2 separate regions of the Mus musculus genome follow, and region 2 is linked to region 1. A link is a loop called in an ENCODE intact Hi-C map of the cell type or tissue named here. Cell type or tissue: left cerebral cortex. All regions are shown on one strand. Each heading gives the region's core, and the rest is flanking DNA. Links, peaks and the distances in the headings are about the cores only. Region 1 has its middle 13 kb from the start of Rassf6. Region 2 has its middle 12 kb from the start of Gm35999.

Region 1 (13,049 bases), core at 2,918-10,917:
ATAAAGACTCAGGAAATCCTGTGTAGTGTGACTCAGTCTTCCATGCTGGCCTTGCTTACCAAGGATGGCAGAATTTGGCTCCCTAGATGTTGGAGTGACACATCCCCCAGAGATAACTATCGTAAGGACCCCCTTTAGGCATGTTTCCTTTTGTGTCCACCAATCCTTCTGCTCACTCCAAGATGCTGGGCTCAAGTCTTCTCACTAGTAGGAAGCCTACAAGTATCAAGTGTCCTTCCATGGGACAGAAAGATGGCTCTGTGGATAAACCCTTTGCCCCACAAATGTGTGGACTGGAGTGCAGGTGCACGTCTTCAGCACCAAGGCAAGTGTAGGTTTCATGTGGTGGCATGCCTGTACTCCAAGGAGACAGAGACATTCCATCTTCTAGCTAGACAAACAAGCAAAATCGGTCTGCTCTGGGTTTAGGAAGAGACCCCATCCCAAGATATAAAGTGAAGAGCAACTGATGGAGACATCTGACGTCACCCTCTGGCTTTTACATGCATGTACATACACCACATGTGAGTTCACATTCCTGCAAGCACATGCCGGAGCATGCACAGCTCAGCTCAGCAGATAAAGGTGGCTGCCACAGAGCCTGATGACCTGAGTTGGAGCTCTGGGACCCATATGGTGAAAGGAGAGAGCTGGCTGGCTCTTCCGAGTTGTTCTTAGACCTCTACAGGTACAGCACATGAGCACACCCCTTCACAGCACACACACAAATATTTAAAAGAAAATATAAGTATTATAGACAAACAGAAACTGGATTATCATATACTTCATGAACAATTCTATTATAATATCACTTATCATGAGAACGAATTTACATATTTGAATATGTATTAGCTATATATTTAGGGAAGAGGAAGGTTGCCAAGTACTTACCAAAACTCTTGCTACCGTGTTTACTGTCTGAAGTATATTGGAAATTAAGAACAGATTTTGTTTAACTTAATAAAGTTAACCTGGAAGAAATAGATTATTTTAAACGACAATTTCCCTTGGTACTTATTTGAGGGAAAAAATTGTTTTGTTCTCCAATTAGTTTATTTGTATCAAGTTGAAATCAATAGTAGACTTGCAGTCAAGGATCTCTGAAGGATCATACCTGAGATTGGATACATAGTGTGCATAAAGAGCAATTAAGAGCATCCCGGGGGAGGGGCCGGTTGTTGAAGCTGGAGTGCTCAGGAGGAGCACGGGAGAGGGACGGGGGGGGGGGGGGGGGGGGGGTAGAGGAAGCTAAGAAAGCAGGATTGCTCCGGATTGGATGTTGTCAGGACGGTGCACTGGTGTTCACAGATCTCTCAATTCTTATCTGAACCAAGGAAGATGAAAGTTTAATGAAACATGTCATCAGAGTCACGGATGAGCAGCCACACTGCCTAATCAGGATGGAGGTGGGCTGTTCATCTCTGTAGCTGAGCACGCACACTTCGCGGGTTCAGACTCGGCTGCGGGTCCTTCCTTGGTCATGATCCATCCTGGTTCTGTCTGATACGAGTGTTTTATGAAACTGTCTGTTTCAGAAGAGAACATGAGCAGCAGCTATCTCTTTCTCAAAATCACATCTTTAAGTGTCCAAACACAGAAAGCAAATGTATTCACTAGGCAAAGATAAGGTCCCCAAAGCCTTAATAGGTATTTAGAAATTAAGGAGTAAGTAAGGAATTGATTTTTACCAAGTCAACAGAGGTTTTCGGTATGCAAGTTGATAAAGTTTCCCAATTTCTTCATTTAAATTTGGATAAAATTTTAGAGGTTTTAAAAATAAGATAACCATTTTTCCCTGCTTTTTAAAAAGCTTACAAATATCTTTCCGGCATATTGGTAGATACCTGTGATCTCAGCACTCAGAAAGCAGAGGCTAAGAAGATTCCTGTAAGTTCAGAGCCAGCCGAAGCTACATAAGGAGACTCTGTCTTAACAAACTAACAATACATTCCCTAATTTTTTTTTCATATATGGAATCAGAAATGTTCACAGAGTTTGGGTACGTGGGTGCATGCGTTCTGGATTATGCCTCAGCCAATCCGCATGGCCCTTTCTAAAAGCGAGCACAGAGGCTGAGCAAAGCGCCTACGCCCGCGCTCCCACGGCATGTAAGATGTGGAGCAGCTGCAATTCCGAGTCGTCCTTGGACATACAGGCAACACGAGGAGCTTGAGGCCAGCCTGAGCTACACGAGATCTTCCTATCTCAAAACAAAACAAAGCATAAGGTCAATTAAATCACTGCTCAGACAATAGCTGGCAGGTCTGGAAGCCGAGTGCCAGAGGTTGGTACTGCTGTACCAGCTGTGCATTGAATGTGACTCTGGCGGCCCAACTCCCAGGGTGCACTGCTCTCTGCTCACATCCCTGCTAAGGTCCGCCTCACTCAGGGAGAGTGGCCCTCACCAGGTTCTAGGACTCTTCCTCCCCAGAGGAAACTTAGGACAGAAGAATAAATAAGAAGAACCCCACCACCACCACAGAAGCTCAAAGGATGGCAGTCAGTATCTCTGTCCTTCGGTGGCATCTGCGGATGTCCCTTCTCTGTGGCTGGCACCTCTGATTCTCTAAGAGGCTTTTCTGGTATTGTGAACCAAAAGGCTGGGCCATAATTTCTGCAGCTGTCTATTCACCCAAACCAGGCAACAGAGCACCAAGAGGCACCAAAATGCATCGTATGAGTTGGGTCTTCTGGCATGGAATCCCAAGTAACATTATGTCCAGCCCAAAGATACACTGGGCATGAGGGAATCTGCACATGGCCGTGAAACCTATCCAGGAGTCACCAGCCTGATAGATATTAGAAAACCCCACTACCACTTAGAGGTAATACTGAGAATTCAGAGCCATTATCAGGTATATAGACACCTTGAAACCTGGCCCTTCATATGAAGCAGTGCCCACATCCAGATGAGTGCACAAATTCAACAGACAAAGGATGATGCATTAATGAGCCTGGTTAAAACTGGCCTGAAGGACACATGTGAAATTGGTGCTTTCTCTCCCACCAACTCTGGACTCTTCATGGTTAGAAATTAGTTCTAGGAGCTGGAAAGATGGTTCAGCAGTTAAGAGCACTGACTGTTCTTCCAGAGGTCCTGAGTTCAATTCCCAGCAACCACCTGGTGGCTCACAATCATCTGTAATGGGATCCGATGCCCCCTTCTGGTGTGTCTGAAAAGAATGAAGGTGTATTTGCATACATAAAATAAGTTAATAATCTCCCCATGGCCCAGCCAGCAAGAACAAGTCACCGTCATGAGCCAGACCATCTGACGTCAGAGGAAGCAGAGATACAGGGTGTTCAGTAGGGAATGTGTGTGTTGGCACAGCTGGACTAAATCCATACAATTCAATCCCGACCCGTGGAGCACTCGTGTCTTGACACACCCAACGTGCCTAATAGTTCTTGCTCGAGTGACTTAGAGTGTAGTCACTGACAAAGCAGATCAATGTGACAATCATGGACATCAGTTTAGGTTATAGTACCCCAGGAGGCAGAGGAGACTCTTGAAAAAGTCATGATTGTATATAAATTGCTCAATCCATTTGAGAGGGAATTCTTCTTTGACGAGACTGGGAATGAGCGCTCTCACCAGATCAGTAGTTCCATATGGGTGAATTAAGGTCAGGCTTATTCGCTCTAGCAAGCGCAGTGATTATAATGGGCAAAATTATCCCCTGGTTGCATTTGTAAAATGCAACCATCCGCCAGTCTCATTTGCTTGCTTCAGGAGCCAAGCCATGAAATATAAGCAGTACCATTTTCTTGATCTATGAGACTGGTGCTAATTGTCACTGCCTATCCGTCAGGATACTGTGTGCTTCTGTACAGTGATTGAGCCTAGATAGGTAGCTGGCGAGGATGGTGTATATGCATCCACTGATAGCCTCCACTAGCACAGCTGTTACTCCATGCCAGAAAATGCATCTGCGACAGCCCTCAAGTACACGTATTCCAGTTATAAATCTGGAAACAAAGAAATGACTTCCAGGAGGGTCAGTCCGTGGGTTCACCAAACCAGGAAAAGTACTAAGACTTCCCATGGGATGCGCTCATCTGGCAAGGATCTCGGTCCCCCACTGGTGTGTTCTCAGCATTCCCGACTCCCTTTATAAACGTCAGAGAAGCTGAAGGGTAATTCACACATGACAAAAATCATCAAAACTGTGAGTGCCATTTGACAATATTTGACAAATAGTCACTAGAAATGCAGTTTGTGCCATTCATTCCCAGAGTTCTCTGGTGCTCCAGTCGACCCGTCCCCCTCCCCATCCTGAGCCTCTAGGAAGCATTTTTCTAATTCCCGTTGCTCCAGTTTTATGAATATAAGGATTCTTTGTGATTGAAATCTCGAATCATCAGTTGTCCCCGGTCTGGCTCCTTGAGCACAGAGTGACATTTTTGAAATGCATTCATGTTGACGCGTGAATGAATCGTCTCATAGAGCTCCTCGGTGTTCCGCCAGACCACACAGCTTACTCGGGTCTTCAGAGATGTCTGTGTGTTTGAATTGTTTCCATCTGGGCTCATTTACTGTGAATGAAGCTGCTGTGCGTGTTTTTTGCTAAAGTGCGTAAACAAGTTTGCATTTCCCTTTTTACAAGAAGAAAACTCAGCAGATTGGAATCTGAAATCCTCCTAGACTGGAAGCTCCTTGGACCCTTGAGGCCAAAGAGCTCCTATTTCATTCATTCACTCACTCCTTTGTGTTTGTTTGTTTGTTTGTTTGCTTGCTTGCTTTTTGACAGGATTTCTCTGTGAACCCCTGGATGTCCTGGAACTCACCACAAAGACCAGGCTGGACACAAACTCACGGAGATCCACCTGCCTCTGCCTCTTGAGTGAAGTGGTGGAATTAAAGGCCACTACTGCCTAGCCTAGAGCTACTCTTTCTGAGCCCCCTACAAAGGTCATATTGGGGTAACTAGGTATGTGGTTTGTTCTGTATGGCTTTTGTTTATACTATGGGGTAGTATAATCATTACCACTTCCCCTTTACTGTCAACAGTGTGGAGGAAGATGGAGCCATGGGAGGCTTTATAACTTCATAGGAGTTTGGAAGAGCCTCTTCTGCATGGCTGTAGCTTGAGAAGCCCTGATGTGTTATTTCTCTTGCCCCAAACAAGCTCTCTCCTACCATCCTCTTCTCTTTTTCTTCCTTCTTGTTATCATGGGGCAGTCAGCCATCTTGGTCTCTGAGTCTTGGGGGTGTTGCCAAGCCTGGACACCCCGTATCTAGAAGCTCTACATACCTAACACCTCTCTGCCTTGCTGTCAGGGAACCCTCCAGGGTGCCCTCAGGGAAGGAGCTGAAGCAGCTGTTCAGGGGCTCCGGGATTCACTGACCTTCCTGTTCCAGTGTAGACAGATGTCCTCTCTCATCTCTCAACACACCCGAAGCTCTGCTCTCTTTTTCTCCCCCTCCCACCTGATTCTTCTCAATACATTTATCTTTAGAGAAGCAGAAATCAGAATGACTGTACCTCTAATGACTTCTTCTTTCTAGATTTCCTGGGACAAAGGAGCACAAGAAATAGGAACCAATGAAGGGGAAGTCCAAAGAGGAGCTAAGTATCTCGATAAATTACACCATTGTCTTCGTACCTGGGAGACAACTTATCATGGTCATTTCAGAACTGCTGTCGGTGAAGACTAGAAGGGGGAGAGTGGGGTGAGGGGAGTTTGACAGAGGGAAAGAGGAATGGTGAATCATTGGCTAAATTCTCGGGGTGAAGCTGCAATGGTGAAGGCTCCTTCGAACAGTCATAAAATCCCGAAGGCTGGTAGATTCGAATCAAACTTAATGCCAACCTATGACCTTTGACCTCCACTTAACTCTTCTCATTTCCTAAAATAGCAACCGTGCCCCTGAACAGTGAAGGAGCCATGGCGGCAAGATGGCACCACCTCTGAGGGGACTGAGTTTTCTGTTTCCACTGAACTTGACGTGTCCTGGGTTTCTTTGTATAATACTTCCCTTCTGCATTGGTCCTTACACCCCTGCGTCAGCTTCCCCAGTCTCCCGTGTACAGGGCGTGTACCAACCTGATCACTGGCCCCTCCTTTACGTGTCAAGACAAAAGTGTGCATTGAGACCTTTCTGGGGACCGGCCACACTGATCCCACAGGGGGCTGTAGGTTTGTACTCCCTCCCCCAGCCCCTGCCCCAGCAATGGATAGTGTTCCCCTCTCCCTACCTCCTCAGCAGCATAAGCAGCCATTTGTTTTACTGATCTTGGCCATTGTGACTAAGGTAAGATGAAGTCTCAGAGTAGTTTTAGTTTGTATTTCCCTGCTACCTCAGGCTGTGGGACATTTCTTCACTTGTTTCTTCAACATTTATGTTTCATCGTTTGGGAAATCTCTGTTTAGTTGTATACTGCATGGTTAACTGGGTCGTTTGTTTTTGTGATCATGGGGATATATATATATATATATGTGTGTGTGTGTGTGTGTGTGTGTGTGTGTGTATACACGTATATACATATATATATACATATATGTGTGTGTATATGTATATGTGTGTATACACGTATATACATATATATACACGTATATGTGTGTGTGTGTGTATGTATATGTGTGTGTGTGTGTGTGTGTGTGTGGTGCTGGGGTTGGGTGTATACATATATATATCCTAGTACTAATCCTCTATCAGACGTGTAGTTGGTAATGGTTTTTTCCCATTTTAGAGTCTGCCGCTGTGCTCAAATGATGTTGTGCTTTGCAGCCTCGTGAGGTCCTATTTATTAGCTGTTAGTCTTAGTGTGCTCTCCATGTCCTGTGCAGAAATTCCTTTCCTGTGCCAATGAGTTCAACCTGTTTCCCACTTTCTTATAAAAGAGATTTGAGGGATCTGATCTTAAGTTGAGGTCCTTGATCCACTTGGAGTTGAGTTTTGTATAGGGTGATAGATATGGATCTATCTTCATCTTCTACATGGGGATATCCAGTCTGAAAAGCACCATTTGTTGAAGTTCCTGTCTTCTATCCAGTGTGTATCTTTGGCTTCTTTGTCAAAACCCAGATGGAATTATTTCTTCATTTCAGTTTCACCGAAACATGTGTCTGCTTTTCTGCTAACCCTATGCTGCTTTTTCCCCTATAGCTCTGCAGGAATCTCTGCTTGAATCTGTGCTGGCCAGAGCTCCAGTTCTTTTTCTACGTGGCATTTCTTTTTTAGATATCCTGAAATTTCTGTGTTTCCATATGACGTTAAAAATTGCATTTTCTTTTTATTTTTTCTCAATTTCTGTAAAGAATGGGGCTGGAATTTTGATAGGTGTTACAATGGGTCTGTAGATTGCTTTTGATGGGATGATCATTTTTGCAATATTAATACTACAGATCTCCAAACGTGAGGGACCTCTTCACCTTCTGGTATCGTCCTCAATTTTCTCAATATCTTAAAGCTTTTAGTACACAAATCTTCACCACCAGTCGTGTGAACAGTATTAACTGTGTCACCACAGCCTCGTGTGGGTCTCTTAGCCCAGCACCTCAGCTGTGCTATAGAACTGTTAGCTTGACTGAGTTCCTTTCCTGTCTAAGAGGGCACAGTTCTCAGGCAGTCAAAATGCCCAGGGAGCCTGCAAAAGAAGGGAGAAAAGAAATTTGGGTTGCCACTAGAGGGAGCTACAGTCTACGCCCTAAAATGTGACTGCCTGAGGCTGAGGCATCATATGGTATAAACTTATGTGGTAATGCTTGAATTTCATTAGAAAAAATATTTTTATTAGCTATTCTAATATGTCTATATATTTAATAATAATGCCTACAATTAAATGTATCAATTAAATAGTCAATACATGCTGTAATACATCAATAAAAGAAATGGCAGAGCATGCTGAAATAACAAGAGATGAAATTGGAGCAAAACCAAGCCTAAGCCACTCCAAGCAGAACCCAGGCTCGTTTTCAGTGACAGCATGTCACAGTTATAAGGTCACAGTGACCTGTCCATCTTGTCTCCTCAGAACCTAGAACCTTGCTTGCACGTAGTAGTCACCAAGGAGAATATCTGAAAGGATGAGACAGGATTCTTTTGCACATATGCTCTTATCTGGTTGAACAAGCAAATTCATCAACTATCCCTAATGTCAAACACCAGGAACTTTGATTACCCATAGCCCTTAGGGGTTTCCTGAATGAGCAACTTGAAAATCGGAATTCTGTGGTGCATCGGTGGGAACAGCACCTTCTTTTTTTTTTTAATTTATTTATTTTTAGTTATGTGTATATGTGTGCCTGCTTTTCTGCACATGCATCAAACACAGATACCCTGGAACTAGGGTTACAGATGGCTGTGGGCCACCAAGCTGCTCTTAGGAATGAGACCAAGGTCCTCTGGGAGAATAGCAAGTGCTATTAACAGCCAGGCTGGCCACCTCTCCAGCTATCAGCCCTGCATGTGTTGTAAGCGCCCTCGGTGTAGATCTAAGTCCCAGGAATACACATTCATCTCATGCCCGGCTCAGTCTTCTTCATTTTTGTCATATAGGAATTCCTAAATTAACAAAAATTCCTTCTTCCATGCAAATGTTGCATTGGTGTTACCACTGTGGAAGACTGAAGCTGCCGAAGCAAGGGCCTGGGATAGTGAGACCCTCTCCTTTCACACAGTTCCTCATGCTGTGGTGACCTCCCCCTAACCATAACATTATTTTTGTTGTTACTTCATAATGTTATTTTGATATTGTGTCATAATGTAAATGTGTTTTTTAAGAGGAGGAAGAGAAGGAATATGTTTGTGGGTATGTAGTTAGGTATGAGGAAAGGGGATGCCTCCGCTGGCCCATGCTGAGACATCCCTTCCCCCTGAGGGACCAGCCACATGATTGTATAATATAGAATAGAGTTTATTTGGGACATGGGGAGGGGAGCTAAGAGGGTAGTAGAGACAGAGAAAGGCAGAGACAGAGCAGAGAAATAGAGAGGTAGAGACTGGCCATGAGCACGTGGAGAGAGGGGGAAGAGGTGAGAGGACAGAGCAGTAGCAAGAAGGCAAGAGCAAGAGAGAGCAGAGGGGGCAAACAGCCCCTTTTATAGTGAGCCTGGCATACCTGGCTGTTGCCAGGCAACCGTGGGGCTCAGAGCTTAGACAAAATGCTAACAGTAAATATCTGTGGGTTTTGATCGTCTTAAGAGAGACCCTGTGGAAGGATCGTCCGACCTTCCCCAAAGAGGGACTCTTGTTGAGAGAACAGCTGGTAATCTTTAGGTTTGGCCAGTAGTAGGGTCCCTGGATTTGAGGACCAGCACCTGGACAAGGGGCCAGCAGTGAGGGTGAGGAGTGTTTTGTGTCAAGATATAGAAAAGAAGAGAGAGCATAAACAATCAGTCCCCATTCCAAATTCTAGTCCTATTCAGTGGGGACACCTGTGACTGTGTCAGCAACGTGAGCTCTCCAGTTCACTCTGGGCTTTCTGCTTCAGAAACTCTAGATGGAAGCCCGGTTCTCCATATTTTAGGACATCCTTGTCACACCGGCAACCTCTAAGTTTGAGAACCGTATGCAGTGCCCAAAGCCAGCTGAACCAGGAGAACTTGAAATTCCTGATCCTAAGTTCCTTTGTAGGTTACTGGTTGTACAGTCCCCATAAAGGTAGACCTCTCTTTCACAAATCAAGCAGGATCTTTGGCAAGAAGTCCCTCTTGGGAAATCCCAGAGACCATTAAACAGTTATTTAAATACTTTCTTGATTGCTTAGCAAGCTTCTTTTTCTGCTAAGAAAAAAAAAAAAAAACTCTAAGGAATTACAAGTTAGACATTGGAATTCTCCTGTGGCAGAATAGTAACTACTTAACTTGCTAAATGAGGGGCCTTTACTGGAAAGGGCTATTCATTATAACAGGGGTAGGGTCATGGGTTCACACACAGGACCAAACAGGGAGGGGCAAGTTATAGAAGCCGCCTCTTGCAGAAGGTTGGAGAATCATTCTGAGAATATATGGTGTGTGTTTCCTTTCTTGAAGCTGCTAGGGTTCCTCCATCACCCCTTCCCTTGCTGTACAGTAAAAGCTATAAATTCCAACCTGCCAACCTCCACCTATAAAACACCACCCCATGTTAGTAGTCAGGAACACGATAATGTAGAATTTCTGATTGTAACAACATGGCAGTGGAATGACGTGCAATATATCGAGTATATGCTGACTCTAAAGCCAATTCAAAACTTTCTGTGTAAGGCAAAGGTAAGTTTAAAATGTCCAATAGAAGCCATTTTTAAAGTAGGATTTCAAGCTTAGTTTTATATTGAAAATAAGCTTCAAATTTCCACAGTGCAAAAAGCAGCACTTTTCAAATTAAATTTTTAAAAATAAGGGGAAAAAAACACCTCATATTAAATAGCAACAGAAGCAACCACAAACCAAATAAAACTTCTTAATAAGTATAATGTAAAATCTGGATGTAGCTCTAGTATGGCTTCTGTATTATCAATAGGCAGCCCACCTTGATTGTTCTCTCAGTAAACTTCGATCTGACACGGTACCTGCCATGCCATTTAAAGTGTAACCCATAGCAAATTAAGAATTTTTTAAATGACAAACACCACGATCACCACACAGAAGTTTAGAGGACACCATGAGCCTACCTAACAGCAGCACCCTATTGGTTGCATAGTCTCAAAGGTATGGGAAATTCTTACCATACCTTTAAAATAACACAATTATCACTCAAATATGCACTTCTGTGCACAATGAGGAAAGTTGAGATTGATAGGAAATATTTTTATTATTCATGTAGCAAACTGGAGCTACAGGGAGCTGGGTTTGGGGTTTCATCTTTCCTTGGGTCAGTTTGGATGAAACTCGTGCAGGTTTGGCTTTGGAAAAATGGGTTCTCTTGAGATCAGGGCCTTTAAAGGATACCAGAACAGGCTGGTCTATTTCAAATCGTTACTTTCCTCTCCCCCCTTGAGCATGAGAGGACACGCGAGCGCGCGAGCGCGCGCGCGCGCGCGCGCACACACACACACACACACACACACACACACGTTTACTATAACAACATAGTGGAACCCTGGAGGCAAACTCACAAAAGTTTATGGGTTCCCTAGGACTGGCCCCTCCACTGGGTTTCACCCTCTGCCTTGTCCACACCAAGCCTTCAGAAGTTTATCAGTGGGGGCAGTTCTAGCCTTCCTCCCCCAGCACTGGCTCTCATGGTGGTTTTTGTCCATGTGATTCAACCCAGTTAAGTTGTGACACAGAGTCACAAATGGGGGAACAATGGTCTTCCTTGTAACCTCTCTTCTATCGGTGAGGTTGACTCTTCTGTTTGTTCAGCTACGTGTCGGTGATTGTGTGCCCAAAGGAAACAGTATGCAGAAACCAGAAGCCCAGGAACCAGTCTTGAGTTCTGGTCCAGGAAGGCTCAGCCGAGCACAGACTCCGGGATAGTGGCAGGGCGGTACCCAGGACACAGGCAACTGAACCTCCCAGCTCCGTGACCGTACTCCTTCAGCTCCCATGCTACAGTCTTCTTCACTCACCATAAGCTTTGCTCTCCCTGATGAGGTGCAGTAAATCGGCGTTCACACATGAAATCCAGAAAGAAGAGATGTTTCAAAGTCATCTTCCCCTTGCCCTTTTTATCTTACACACCACTATAAAACAGCAGGAGCCCGCTTTGAGGACACTGGAGAAAGTAAGATGGCGTTCTTCTTGTTGTTAGTTTGCCCTTAATAACTACAATACTTGAGAAGTTGCTGAATCCAAAGTCCTTTAATTGCATGCAACATCCAAAAAATATTCACATCCCGATAGCACCATGATAAAAAAAAAATAAAATAAATGTGTTGTGTGTGTGCATGAGTATGTGGGTAAGTAGCTGACTATTGTCATATTTTTTTTCCAGCTAACATACAAGTTCTCTGTGGGAGGACTGGTTTTGAGATGACTGGTTTTATCTTGACTTGACACAGTTGGAGTCATTTTGGGAGGAGGGAGTCTCAATTGAGAAAATGTATCCGAAAGCCTGTAGGGTATTTTCTTAATTAGCGATTGATGGGGAAGGGCTCAGCTCATGAGCAACAATAAAGCAGGCTGAACAAGCCAGAAGGAACAAGCCAGTAAGAAGGACTCTATGGCCTCGGCTGCAGTTTCTGTCTTCAGGTTCCTGTCCTGTTTGAGCTCCTGCCCTGACTTCCCTCGGTGATGGACTGTAAGTTGAAACTGTAGGTTGAAATAAACCCCCTCTTCCCCACCTTGCTTTTGAACACAAGGTTTCATCAGAGCGATAGAAACTCAGTGACACTCTGTGACCCACTGAAGGTGCCACAGGGCCTCAGACTGGAAAACGAAGACACTGAGATATCAGGCTAGAGATGGGATTTCTGTTGAGGAGATGTGTGGTTTGATCCCTGGGCCACTGGGTGCTCCCTGGAGTCCATTTAAAAGGCACCAGACAGGCGAGTCTATCTGGCTGAGCCACTCAATTCAACTCCACTGATGCAGCTGAGATTCCTCTACAGTAGCGTCCTTGTTCAGCCCTCTGTTTGCGGCAAAACGCGCAGAGCAGTAGGAACTTCTGCCTGCAGGATACAAACAAGCTAGGAGGAAGAAATGTCACATTTCCAGACATGTCTCCAGAGGACTTAGAACATCGAGTTTCTTTAACCTTTTCTTCCCCCACCGCACTGCACCTGACCTATGTACATTTTTCTCTGAACTTCGGTGTAACCGAGAACAACAAACCACGCCCCCTTTCCACACTAAACTGCAGGGCTCCTGGTCACTGGAGAGACTGTCTGCCGGTGTGTTTTTGAAGGGACAGTGTGTAGGGCACCTGGACCATGCCACCAGAGAAACTGGCATGCAACTAGCAAGGTAGAGCAAGTTCAAACCTGGGAACTCTCAGAACTTGAGACTGGCAGGAGTAGAGCTAGGTCCTTCCCAGTTTCCCTGCCTCAGGGCACGCACCCAAGTTGATTGCCAACCAGGTTGTCAAGGGCAGTCAGCCATGCAACCAGCACCTGGACCACCTCTCCATGATAATGAGGCATCTCAGTAACTTTAACCTTCAGCCAATGACCTTCCCTCCC
Region 2 (13,049 bases), core at 2,026-10,025, 250 kb after region 1:
TAGATCCAATCATGAATGCACATGTATGGATAACCAAAACGACATGCCCCTGCCAAGAATTATTGCTGCCATGTGATTGTTCACCAAGAGAAGTATCTTAGATGGTATACGGAGCAGTGATTTCAAAATTACAATGATAAATGTGCTCAAAGAACTCAGGGCATATGAGTAAATGCTGGAACGGAGTCTGTGGAAATACAAAGTAACCAGTTAAATGAAATAATGAAAATGATTCAAGCTATAAAATGGAATTTAATAAGGAGAATCCATGAAGAGAAATAAAATAAGACCTGAAGTAAAAAATTCAAACAGAAAATTTAGAGGAAAGAATAAAACCTCAACCAGGAGTTGGGTCAAGTGGAGAGAGATTATAAGGGCTTAAAGACAATTTAGAAGAATTGGATCACTCAAAAAATATATCAAATCAGAAAAATCAGTAATGGAACACACGGGAATTCTGGGACACTATTAAAAAAAGACCATAACTACAAATAATAGGTATAGAAGGAAAATAATAGGTATCTAGGTTAAAGGAACATTAAATGCTTTCAACAAAGTAATAGGAGAAAACTTTCCTAGCCTAAGAAGAGAAATGCCTATTAAGGCCCAAGAGGCATACAGAACATAAAACACACAGGACCAGAAAAGAAACACTCTATAGCCTGCCTATAATAGCAAAAAAAAAACCCAAAACAAAACAATAACAACAACAAAAAACCTTGATATACAAAACAAAGGATACTGGAAAGGGCAAGAGAGAAATATCAAGTTAAATTCAAAGGCAGACCCATGACAAGAGCAGATTTTTCCATGGAGACTATGAAAGCCAGAAAATGTTGGACCAAGGTTCTGTAAGCCATGAAGGACTACAAAAGGCCAGCCCAGACTACCATAACTATAAAAACTATCAATTAAAATTGAAGGAGAACAAAAAAATTTCCATAAAAACAAATTTCAGAAATTTGTGACTACCAAATCCCCTGCAGAGGATACTGGAAGGACTTTAGACTGAAGAGAAGGTAAAAATGCCTTCAATACCAAAAGGAACAAACATTCCCAGAACACTGAATCAAGCACCATAAAAGTGACAAAATGTCAGTAGTTGATATGATTTTTTTTTTCAGTAACAACTCTTAATATCAATGGTCTTAACTCACCAATGAAGAGCCACAGACTGGCAGATTGGATAATGAAATGGGATTCGTTTTCTTTCTGCTTCCAAGAAAAATACCTCACCACCAATGGTAAATGACATCACCTTAGCATAAAGCGATAGAAAAGGTTATTCCAAGGAAATAGAACCAAGAGGCAATTGAGGGGTAACTATTCTAACATTCAACAAAGGAGACTTTAAATCAAAGCTAACCAAAAGAGATAGAGAAGGACTCTCTAAGCTTGTTAAAAGCATCATGCAGTGATGGGATGTCACAACCCTAAGTGTATACTCATCAAACACAGGGAACCCATTTTCATAAAAGAGACACCATTTCCAGAGTTGCCTCCAGTTGTGTTTTCTTTATTGTTTCTACTTCCACTTTTAGGTCTTGGACAGCTTTTTTCAATTCCTTCACCTGTTCAATTGTGTTTTCCTGTATTTCTCTAAGGGATTTATTTGTTTCCTCTCTAAGGGCTTCTACCTGTTTACCTGTGTTTTCCTGTATTTTTTTTCCAGTGAATTGATTTTAGATCAGCTTCCTGCTTTTCAGGAAGTGTTAGTGTATCCAGGACTTGCTCTGGTGGAAGAACTGGGTTCTGATGATGCCCGTGTGTGCTGGCTTCTGTTGCTTATGGTCTTGCATTTGCCTCTCACCATCTGGTTATTCCTGGTGCTTGCTGGTCTGGGTGTCTCTATCTGGAGCCTGCCTTTTATGTTCCTGGGTTGTTTCAGGTCTCCTGGTAGGAGTATACAAAGTTGGGTAGGTAGGGAAGGGGAGTTGGATCTGGAAATATTTGGAGAAGTGAGTATAATCAAAACACCTTCTTGAAAAACTAATAAAAATATCAATGGATCAAGTAAAGCAGATTGTTCTCCCTAATAAGAGCGGGCTTCATACCAGAGAAAATCCCAGATCGGACTAAAGACTGCCCCTCTATTCTATAAGAAGAAATAATGGCTGAGACATCAATTTTATCTTACATTTGGACTCAAACTGAATGAGCAAATCTCAAATCCGGAGCTCATGTCCTTCGGCCTAGAGTGACATCCTTGGCTCTCCTGTGTCTCTAGTTAGCTAGCTACTTACTGATCATGAGTCTTGTCAGCCTCTATAATAACATGATCCAATTACTTATCATTAATCTCTTTTTGTAATTTGTGCATTCTGGTGATCTGTTCTCTGGGTTCCATTGCCTCACATAGGCATCACCCAACATTTGGGGTGTGGTTTTGTAATGCTAGGTGTGGACTAAGGATCTATGGTAATCTAGCAGCTCCCAGAAGGCCCTGCTGTTGCTTTCCATCAGCAGAGGAAGCAAAGCTCAGAGACGCAAGGCTCTTGCCCAAGGCCTCACAAGTGGGAAAGGTATCACTAAAAGATTTTCAGTTGAATCAACAATCAGGGTCATACTGGAGAACAGAAACACTGAGGAAGCACATTTTTTTTTCTTTTCTTTTTTTAAACTGGAAACCGAAGACCACCTACCTAGCTTAGGGTAGCCCAATAGGTTTTCTTATTCATTTAAAAAGATGAGTAATTGACAAAGCCATTTCTTTGGCAAAGCCAGAGGATATTTGCAGCATGTCAGCCTAAATATAGTCAAACAATTTTTAATTTCATGTGAAACTCTTCTTTTATCTCCACAAACTGCGCTGTTTCTCTCTCTCTCTCTCTCTCTCTCTCTCTCTCTCTCTCTCTCTCTCTCTCTCTCTCAGTCTTAACACACATACACACAACATTCATACACTTTATTCTTTCTGCTTATGAAAACATTTTTAATTCATGAAAGGAATTAAAATTTATTTGTCCACATCTCTTTAGTGGACAGATTGCAGATCTTGTAGATTGAATGGAACCAAACCAGGGTTAAAAAATTATCTAAGACTGTCTCACAGTTGTATGGTTATGTGCACTTGAGAGGTGACATGGTGTTAGACTATCTAAGGTCTGGTGCCACGAGATTTAACAAGGGGAGCCAAGTACCTCTGGGCCTACAAGCTATACACAAATGCACTTGTATTTACAGAATTGGAATGCTTACAGACTAAAGTTCCTGAACATGTATGGAAACAATAGATACCATCTGTTAGGTGCCCATATAGAGTATTTTAATGTGATACGATCAAACCTTACATATCTGCTTCTAGAAGTTGTCAACATAAGCTTCTAGAAGGTGACATCTTGTTGAGCCAGAGAAGAGGACTGGGAATCATGCATGACTATAAAAGATTATAACATGCCCATCTGAACAATTACAGAATCAAGAGAAAGGAGACAGTTCAGGAATTGTATACACTTCAGGACTGAATGGAGGCTGAAAGTTTTCTGAAGAAAAAGCAGAATCTTACTGGGGAGACCAAAAAACACCATTTAGACATAAAATTACCACCATATAACATTGTTTTGAGTGTACAATTGACTGAGTTACAAAGGCAAATATGAAGATGACTAATAGTGTACAATAAATCATAATTCAGGCACTGGTTCTCACTGTACCTCACTACTGTGCCGCACTGCCTTCTAAGAAAAGCCACCTATGTCTCCATGCCTTTCTATTGAGGGAGCCTCAGACATGTTCATAGACTATATCTTTGAAACTAAAAGTCCTGTTTTTAATGTTGCACTAGTCTCTACGGTGCTCACTGGGACAAGACTGCCACCTCGTGTTATCTCCGGCTGTTCACAGTCCTAGCTTGCTCTTGTGCTAAAAGTGAACATTTGTTGGGAATGCTTTGCCAGCTGTAACAGAAAAGAATCCCTGAACCTTCTGTCAATGCAGTGTGAGTATTAATTCCTGGGGTTAGCAGGTTTGCTGTGGTGTGCTGGAAGGTATTGGGTCTTTTGAATTCCTGCTAGTGTTGTTATGGATAGATGAACGATAGATAGATAGATAGATAGATAGATAGATAGATAGATAGATAGATAGATAGATAGATAGATAGATAGATGCATACATACATACATACATACATACATACATACATACATCAACTAGAATTGAAATCGAGGAGTTGATGTGGTTAAACATAAACCTCTCCTAATCTTTACTGTAGATGTTCGTGTTTAATAGCAAGTTCTTTAAAAGGCTCCCAGATTTTTTTGAAAGTACATTCCTTGATGTCTGCAAAAGAGGCTGCAAGCCTTTGCAGGCAGACCAACTATTTAAACTATTTCTGAAGCATGGTGAAGAAAGCGATTTCTTTACATTCCTAGAGAGGGCTATACTGGGATACTTCCTGCCTCCTGCTTCCCTGAGCCTCTGCAGGCCATTTTTGTTTTTGTTTTTGTTTCTTTCCACCTTCTTCTGTCTTCATTTCCCCCATCACATATGTTAGGCGGAAAACAAAACAAAACAACAACGAAGAAAGGCCTCCAAAGACATGACTATTTTCATCAAAATAGAAGACAATCTGTCATACTACATATCTAAAAATGCCCCTGGACACTCATAATGAGTTTATAATGCAAACTGACATGTCTGCCCGCCAGTTCCCCTACCCCCAAAGGATACATTTTTTAAACTTTGTGCTAGGTAAAACAGCCATTCACAAAGACCAGATGCATGACTCCATTCATCATTTTTAAGAATGGGAAGAAGAGGGGAAACATTTAGCAGCTGGAGAAAATAAGGTGACTAAGAGTTAGACGTGGGGTTCCTGTGGGGATAATAAAATGTTCCAAAATTGTAGTGATGAGAGCATATGAATATGTCAAAAAGCTCTTGAATTGGACATTTAAATGGTGAATTGTGTGGTGTGTAATTCTAGCTCAGTAAAACCCAGGTTCTGGGCCCAGCACCAAAGTTGTGGCTCACAACCTCAGTGATCCCCATGCCAGGGTATCTGACAGCCACTTCTGGCTTCTATGGGCACCAAGTATGAGGCCCGTGTACGTACATACAGGTAAAACACTCATACATTCCGAGTATAATAAAATAAGTCTTTAAAAGATGTAAAGGGGAAAACTGCAAGTCTTGTGTAGGTGCCCTTTAGAAATGTACTTAAGACATTTTTTTGTTTCAAAAGAATAAACATAAGAAGGAAAGTCCTATAATGGCTGCTTTGAAGATGTTAAAGATGCGGGTTCAGGGGAAAGAGCCACTGTGGCAGACAAGAAGACGTATTGGTACATATCTGATATCCTTGTACCATAAATAAAATATTGATTCACTTAGACACTTTTCAGCTTCTTTAACCAGCCTTAAAATAACAATGGCCAATAGACCGGAAACCACTTTAATTCTGTGCATACTCTATTCCTGAAGTAATCACTGTAAATCAGAAATTGACGAGAAGCCTTGCCACGTAGGATTCACCTGTAATATCTTAAAAGTGAAAACGTGGGGGAGGGGAGGTCCCAGGTAAGAGGTCAGAGGAGACGTGGTCTCTGTGAGAGCTGACCAAGAGTCAGAATAAGGAAAGAATAGACTTTATTCCTAAGAAAGAAACAGCAGAAGAGTTCCAGATTTCAGAATCCCGCAAAGGAAGTGAAAACACACACACACACACACACACAGCTATCAAAAAAAGGCTATCCAGAGAGTCAAGCCTAGGGTGGCGTCAGTTGTGTAGCTCGCAGGCAGAAGAAGGAGAGAAAAGCTACTTCAAGGTAAGGCAGACAGCGGCAGGCAGTCCCACCCTCACTGAGGACAAGCCGCCACCCTCACAGGACTCAAATTCAGCTGCGGGTTTTGGTGAGTCTGTGAATCTTCCAGGAAACCGTTCCAAGAAAGGAATTCCAATTTTGGGAGGCTGTATGGTGTGGCTAGATGACAACGCCTGGACGTCATCCTGAAGGAGAAACTATTTTTAAAATTCGAGTACTCGGGCAGTGGCGGGCAGAGAGGGTAGGCGCTGAAATCAGGAAACATACAGGTTGGGGAACTGCAAATTTGTTTTTTCCGGTTACAGACAAGGGAACACCACAGAGATGCAGCTGTGGAGAGTAAGAAAGATGGAGACTGATAAGCTAAAGCCACCACCTGTCATTTACTGCTTTTGAGTCCGAGGATGACTAAGTTCCAGGAGCATCCCTCTGGCACTCTGGTGACTACAATTGGGAGACTGAGAAAGTATGAAGGCAGGCCTGATGCCTGTACTGATCCCAGTGCTATGGTTGCTTCTCACACAGCCAACACAGTGGGAGACACCCTAGCTAAAAGCATTAGTCACCGCGGGGGTATGTTCTTGGGAAAGTAAGACTTTCCCATAGAATTGCAAAGGTAAGGGCGTAAGGGAGACTCCTAAAGCCAAAGACTGCCCTGGCTCAGCAATAGCAAAGAGACTGAAAGACAAGTGTCCGAATTCACCTGATACCTACCCCATTCCCGTAACTGATAGTCTTCGATTTTTGAGGATCCAGAAAGAAACTGTTAACATTTCTTTTGCACCGTATAATTCCTTTTATCTTTTCCTTTTCTACAGATTTAGCAACATTTTTACTTCATTGTAATTTTATTATTTACTCTCCTTCACGTCCACCAGATTTTTTAAAAAGATTTATTTATTTTATTTATGAGTACACTGTCGTTGTCTTCAGATACACATACCAGAAGAGGGCATCAGAAAACCCATTACAGATGGTTGTGAGCTACCATGTGGTTGCTGGGAATTGAACTCAGGACCTCTGGAAGAGCAGTCAGTGCTCTTAACCGCTGAGCCATCTCTCCAGCCCTCTACCTAATTTTTTTTTAATACATTCTTTTCCATCTGGAACTGGAGTAACAAGTCGTTGTGAGCTGGCACGTGGGTGCTTGGTATCAACTAAAAAACAAAAACAACAAAATACTTCAGCTCCAGGCCTGGAAAGATGGCTCAGCAGCTAGAGCACCTATGTTGATACCTTTTTATATGTTTGTGATACTGTGTCTTAGAGTTTCTATTATTGCAATGAAACATCAGGACCAAAGAGCGAGTTGGGGAGGAAAGGGTTTATTTGGCTTAAGTTTCCACATCACTGTTCATCACTAAAGGAAGTCAGAACAGGAAGTTAAGCTAGGAATCTGGAGGCAAGAACTTATGCAGAGGCCATGGACAGTGCTGTTTACTGGCTTGCTCCCCATGGCTTGCTCTTCCGGCTTTCAGCCCAGAGATAACACTACCCACAATGGGATGGGCCTTCCCCCATCAATACTAATTAAGAAAGAGACTTACAGCTGGATCTTAGGAAGGCATTTTCTCAACTGAGGCTCCCTCCTTGCAGATAACTCTAGTTTGTGTATCAAGTTGACATAAGATTAGAAAAAAAAAAAGAAAAAAGATTAGCCAGCACATACAGATTAGTTATACTTAATGTTTCATAGCCCAAAAAATGTCTTTTTTTTTCTGAGACAAGGTTTCTCTTTGTAGCAAGCTAGCTTCAAACTCATTACCTTCCTACACCCAGTTTACACTGACTTTGAATTAGAAGTTATTGTTTTAAATTTTGAAATATAAATTGATATTCAAATATTGATGTATATACACACACGCATATATACATACATACATATGTATGTATGTATGTATATATATATATATATATATATATATATATATAAATTATTTTCCCTAGCTTATGATACAATAATAAAAAGCCTGTTTCCTGTTCTCTCTGGGGGCCAGGAAGGAGGTTATAACAGCAAACACGTTACTTTAAGGTGGATACTATGTCTGTGTTTTTGCTTTTCCATGCGGAAAGAAACAGTATCTTTGGGGAACTCTGCTACTGTTGCAGAGTCATAAAGGTAAAGGCCCTGCCTGTCCGTGTTTCCAATAGGAATGAGTCAGCTTACTTCTGCTCACACTCCATTGTCCAAAGCAAATCACCTAGGGACACCACTGAACTTGGAAGCACAGCTGTCCCTGAAGGAAGGGCTTGATGGGTTGCGTGGCTTCATGAGCCATATATTCATACTCCATAAGCACGGCATACACATTTTAATTTCTTTTCCACCCATTTGTTGATAATTGTCTATTGGAGAACATCTGGGTTAATGTATTGCCAATCTGAATTTCAACCACTGGCTAATATTTAAGCATGTACAAGGGATAAAAATAAAGTGACAGAGTAGTTGGTGAGACCCAAGGAATCTCCTGAAATATGTAATCATGATAGCCCTAGGGAGACCTGAGGCTTGACTTTCAGGATAACTCAAAGTAGACCTGGATAAATTGATTTTTTTCCTCCTTTTCTTTCTGAAGCTTTGCTTCTTTAATGATCCTATTCGAGCTACAGCTTAGTTCCCAGAACTTCTGAGGATGCTGCACAACACTGGGGAGCCTGCCCTCTCCTAACTCTGGAATATTATTAGAATGATATCCCACGTATATCATTAGAACAATCTCTCAACACTTCTTGTTATTTTTTTGCCAAATTATGAGTGGATCATCTCATTGTCCAGTCCCAATACTTTCTCCCCACATGGCTACTTATTATTTTCTGGCAGGGTTACCTTCAGCAGATGTGGTAGCTTGAAAGAAAATGGCCCCCGTAGGCTTCTAGGGAGGCACAGTGGAGAATTGTTAATGCACTATGAGCTCCTGCTGTGTGCACCAGGCTCACGAAGCCATAAATATGAATGAAATCCTATCATTCACAACAACATGTATAGGATTTAATTGTAGATCATCATGTTAAAGCAGACACAGAAAGAGAAAGGACATATACATTAACTTACTCCATGAAACTAATAAGTTAACCTTATAGAATAGGATAGGATAGTGGTCACTACGGGTTAGGAAGGAAGGCACAAAGAAAGATAAAGCCAGTGTAGCAACCAAACACAGAGGTGACAAAATAAAATGCAGTGTATTTCAAAAGGGTTTCAAGGGTTGAGGATATGGCTCCATTGAGTAATGATGCTGGCAACCAAGTCTGAGAACCTGTGTTAAATCCCCAAGATCTACATGGTGGAAAGAAAGCTCTGGCTCCCACGAGTTTTGGGTTGTTTTTTTTTTTTCCTGACTTCCACTTGTGTGCAGGTACACACACACACACAAAACTGTAATAAGAAATTTTTAAATTTTGTAGCAAGAAATTCTGGATTTTCCAACATATAATAATTAATAGTTAAAGAGCTGGATCTATTTAGTGCCCCGATTTGGTTATATACATCATAAATGAGTCTAATAGCTGTAATGCATCCATAATGATGTGCACATTCTGTTGCAATTTGCAAATAAAATCCGAATGCGCTTTAGATTAAATTTAATCAAATGGCAAATAATTTAAAAGGATTGATTTTCAGATTTTGCAGGACAGTCAGAAAAGAAAGCATGAAGAGACAAGAAGAGAGAGGCCGCGGAGAGAGGTCTAAGGAGAACACAAATCTCAGAACCTCTGCATCTCCAACCTAGAAACACAGTGCGGACTGAGATATTTTGTAAGGTAACTGCCTTGATCACTTAGGATCATAAAGTCTTTGCTGTTATTTCTATTTTGTAGGGTTTTTCTTTTTCTTAAGCCAAGAATGTTTCCTAGAAACGCAATCATGATGCCAAAGTGAATAGATAGGTTTTAATTTTTTTTTGTTGTTTCCAAATGAGAATAAGGTACCTATTACTTTATTTCATAGTGTAGTACATGGAAATAAGATACCACAATATCTAGAGTTTATTGTCTTTAAAAGATTAACTTACAGGAATAATAGAAGTTTTAAACTTCTTAAAATGAGCAATAAGAGTGACCCTGAGAGTTTCAACAAGAAAAAAGTAAAGCATTGTATACTAAAGTCTGTGCATAGACTCAGAAGGGATCATCAGGGAAATTAAAAGCTATCACTGCATTTAAGGGGCATTTAAGGAACAAGGGAAAAGATGAGACATGTCAAGTATACCAATTAAAAAGAGGACAGAGAGCCCAGCTAAGTTACCAGGAAACTGCATCCAGAAAAATAATAACAAGAAAATTATAACAAATCTGAAAGCTGGTCACTAGAGAAGGTTGATAAGATGATCAAGAGGGAAAAAGAGAAAAAGAAGTCATAAAAACAAGCAATATTGCTCTGGGCTCTAGCTCTAAGTGTGTGTGTATATGCATGTGTGTATGAATATGTGTGTGTGTGTGTGTGTGTGTGTGTGTGTGTGTGTACATAAATATGTGTAGGACATGGACACAGCAAGAAAATCTTAGAGGGAGGAAGGACTAGAGGGAGTAATACAGATCAAGAAAGGAGGCAGAAAGGGGTTGGGGGTGGGGTGGCAGAAAAGCAAACAAGAGAGGAATGAAGGAGGATAGTATAGGATGAATAATATCAAAATATAATGATGTATTTTTAAAATGTTACAAGGAAACCAATTTCTTTATATGCTAATCAAAATTTAATTAAAAGAAAATAATACAGGCAAGCATAACAACACATGCCTTTAATGCCAGCATTTGGGTAGCAGATGCAGGCAGATCTCTTGTAAGTTCCAGGTCAGCCAAGGCTACAGGGTGAGATACTGTCTCAAAACAATGACAAAACAATAGAAATTATAAATAGCTACGTAGAACATACTAGCAGTATTGAAAATGAAAAGGGGGAACCAGATATGAATAAAGAGAAAATTCTTTGTTGCTGTTGTTGGGTTTTTGGTTTGGGTTTTGGTACTGAAAGATGAGGATTCTCTGTGTTGCCCTGGCTATCCTAGAACTTGCTCTGTAGACCAGGCTGCCTTAAAATCAGGGATCTGCCTGCCTCTGCCTCCCAAGTGATGAGATTAAAGGTATATGCCACTGCATCTAGTAGAAAACTCTTACAATAACAAAACAGTAGTTTACTTTCTCCCCACATGGCTACTTACTATTTTCTGGCAGGGTTACCTTCAGCAGATGTGGTAGCTTAAAAGAAAATGGCCCCCGTAGGCTTCTAGGGAGGCACAGCGGAGAATTGTTAATGCACTGTGAGCTCCTGCTGTGTGCACCAGACCACACTCATGTTTTCACATATTATAATTTCAAAATTTTAATACATAGAATGTATTTGTGGTTCCAAACTCAAATGCTTCAAGTGTATACTGAAAAAAGTCTCTTCCCACTAATTCCCAAAATTGCCTAATGTCTCTCCAGCCTTGTTATTTACCTGTGACTATTTCCTCAAACATATATTTCCAAGCTAATAAAAACAGGACTTATCTTACACCTTTTGTCACACATGGGGGAAATTAACTGGTACATTTAAAGAAATCACCCCCCCCAAAAAAATTGCAGACATGCTTCATAAAAGCTCTGAGAAGCTGTGCTCAGTCCAACCATAGAGTACACATGGAAGGACTTGTGGCTCTAGCTGCATATGTAGCTGAGGATGGCCTAGTGGGTCATCAATGGGAGGAGAGGCCCTTGGTCCTGTGAAGGTCCCCAGTGTAGGGGAATGCCAGGACCAGCAAGCAGGAGGGGCTGGGTTGGTGAGCAGGGGGAGGGAGGAGGGGATAGGGGGTTTTCAGAAGGGAAACCAGGAAAGGGGATAACATTTGAAATGTAAATACAGAAAATATCTAAAAAAACAAAAACAAAAAACAACTCCAAAAAGTATAATTCTCTTTTTTTGTTTGTTTGTTTTTGTTTTTTGAGACAGCGTTTCTCTCTGTAGCCCTGGCTGTCCTAGTACTCACTCTGTAGTCCAGGCTAGCCTCAAACTCAAAATCCACCTGCCTCTGCCTCCCAAGTGCTGGGATTAAAGGCGTGTGTCACCACTGCCCAGCCATAATTCTCTTTTACAGATGCTTTGGTTATAGGAAATGAGGAAGGATTTTCCATAGCTCCCAAAGAAGACGGGCTCATTCAGCACTTGTCCCCCGCGCTGTACAGTGGACGGTCATTTAAAATACTGTACTTCCCAGAATCCTCCAGCTGTCACTTGGAATCTACTGTTTAATGTTACTCCTGAAACTCTGATTTGGAAGCGGACCATAGGAAAGAGGACAAGGGGATGAGCACCCACCCTGTTGCAGTTAAGTGTGACAAACTCCTTCATTTCCTAAGCTGGGAGCTGAGGAAAAGTGAGCTGACAGCTTCCCTCCCAGTGAGCAGAAGGTATAGGTCCCGAACCTGTCCATCAGTGAAGGCTCCCTATCTGATTGGCTGAGATCATGTGCTGCTATGGCAACTTCCTGGTCATGGTGGAAGCACAAGTACCATAATTTTCAAATGTTTCATTGTAGCACCCGCTGTCTCATCTTTGGTGACCCAGTTCTGCAATACGGATTTGGTCATAGTTCCTGGAAACTTAAGGGAAAAAATGTCCTTTTTCAGCCCTTAGAATTCTAAGTAAGCCATTTACCAACTGTCGAGAGGAGTTTAGATAAATGTAACTTCTTCAGAGCCATGTTTAGCATATGTGAGCCTGGGTTCTATCCCAACACCATGTGCACATAAAAAGAATCCTACAGGAAGGAGCGGGGCATAATAAAGCATACTGTAACTTCAGTACTTGGGATTATGGGGGCAGAAAAGCAGGAAATCGGGATATCTATGCTACAGAGCATGTTCACAACCAACCAGGGATATATACACTGTCATGGGGTTTCCATTGCTCTGAAGAGACACAATGACCAAGGTGACTCTTACAAAGGAAAACCACTTAATTGGGGCTGGCTTACAGTTTCAGAGGTTTAGTCCATCATCATTACGGTGGGAAGCATGAAGGCATCCAGGCAGAAAAGATGCTTGAGAAGGTCTGAGAGTTCTCTATCTTGATCTACAGGCAGCAGAAGGTGACTGTGTGTCACACTAGGGCTAGTTTGAGCATAGGAGACCTCAAAGCCTGCCACCACGGTGTGTTACTCCTTATGGACCAAGCATTCAAACACATGAGTCTATGGAGACCAAAGTTATTCAAACAATCACACAGTGATTCCGTTAAAAAAACAAACAAACAAACAAACAAAAACATCAGTGGGTAAAAGACACTTGCTGTGCAAAGCTAACCACCTC

The links. Hi-C counts contacts between places; a loop is a spot of excess contacts. Peaks named below come from ENCODE experiments on the same cell type or tissue, not always from the same donor. Only the 100,000 strongest peaks of a DNase experiment are listed, where the experiment ranks them.
Region 2: a loop joins it to region 1, with 6 times the contacts of the local background. A loop is called at or near these places in 12 of 42 quality-filtered maps.

Annotation. Positions count from the first base shown.
Region 1 is chr5:90,647,491-90,660,539 of GRCm38, reverse strand. No RefSeq gene overlaps it. Among named protein-coding and RNA genes, the nearest start is that of Rassf6, 13 kb to the right of the region's middle. In left cerebral cortex, for the core only: a CTCF peak has its summit at 7,631 (motif pointing right); DNase peaks (open chromatin) are centred at 3,814 and 7,620.
Region 2 is chr5:90,396,166-90,409,214 of GRCm38, reverse strand. No RefSeq gene overlaps it. Among named protein-coding and RNA genes, the nearest start is that of Gm35999, 12 kb to the left of the region's middle. In left cerebral cortex, for the core only: a CTCF peak has its summit at 3,823 (motif pointing left); DNase peaks (open chromatin) are centred at 3,824, 5,932 and 6,204; H3K4me3 peaks cover 299 bases.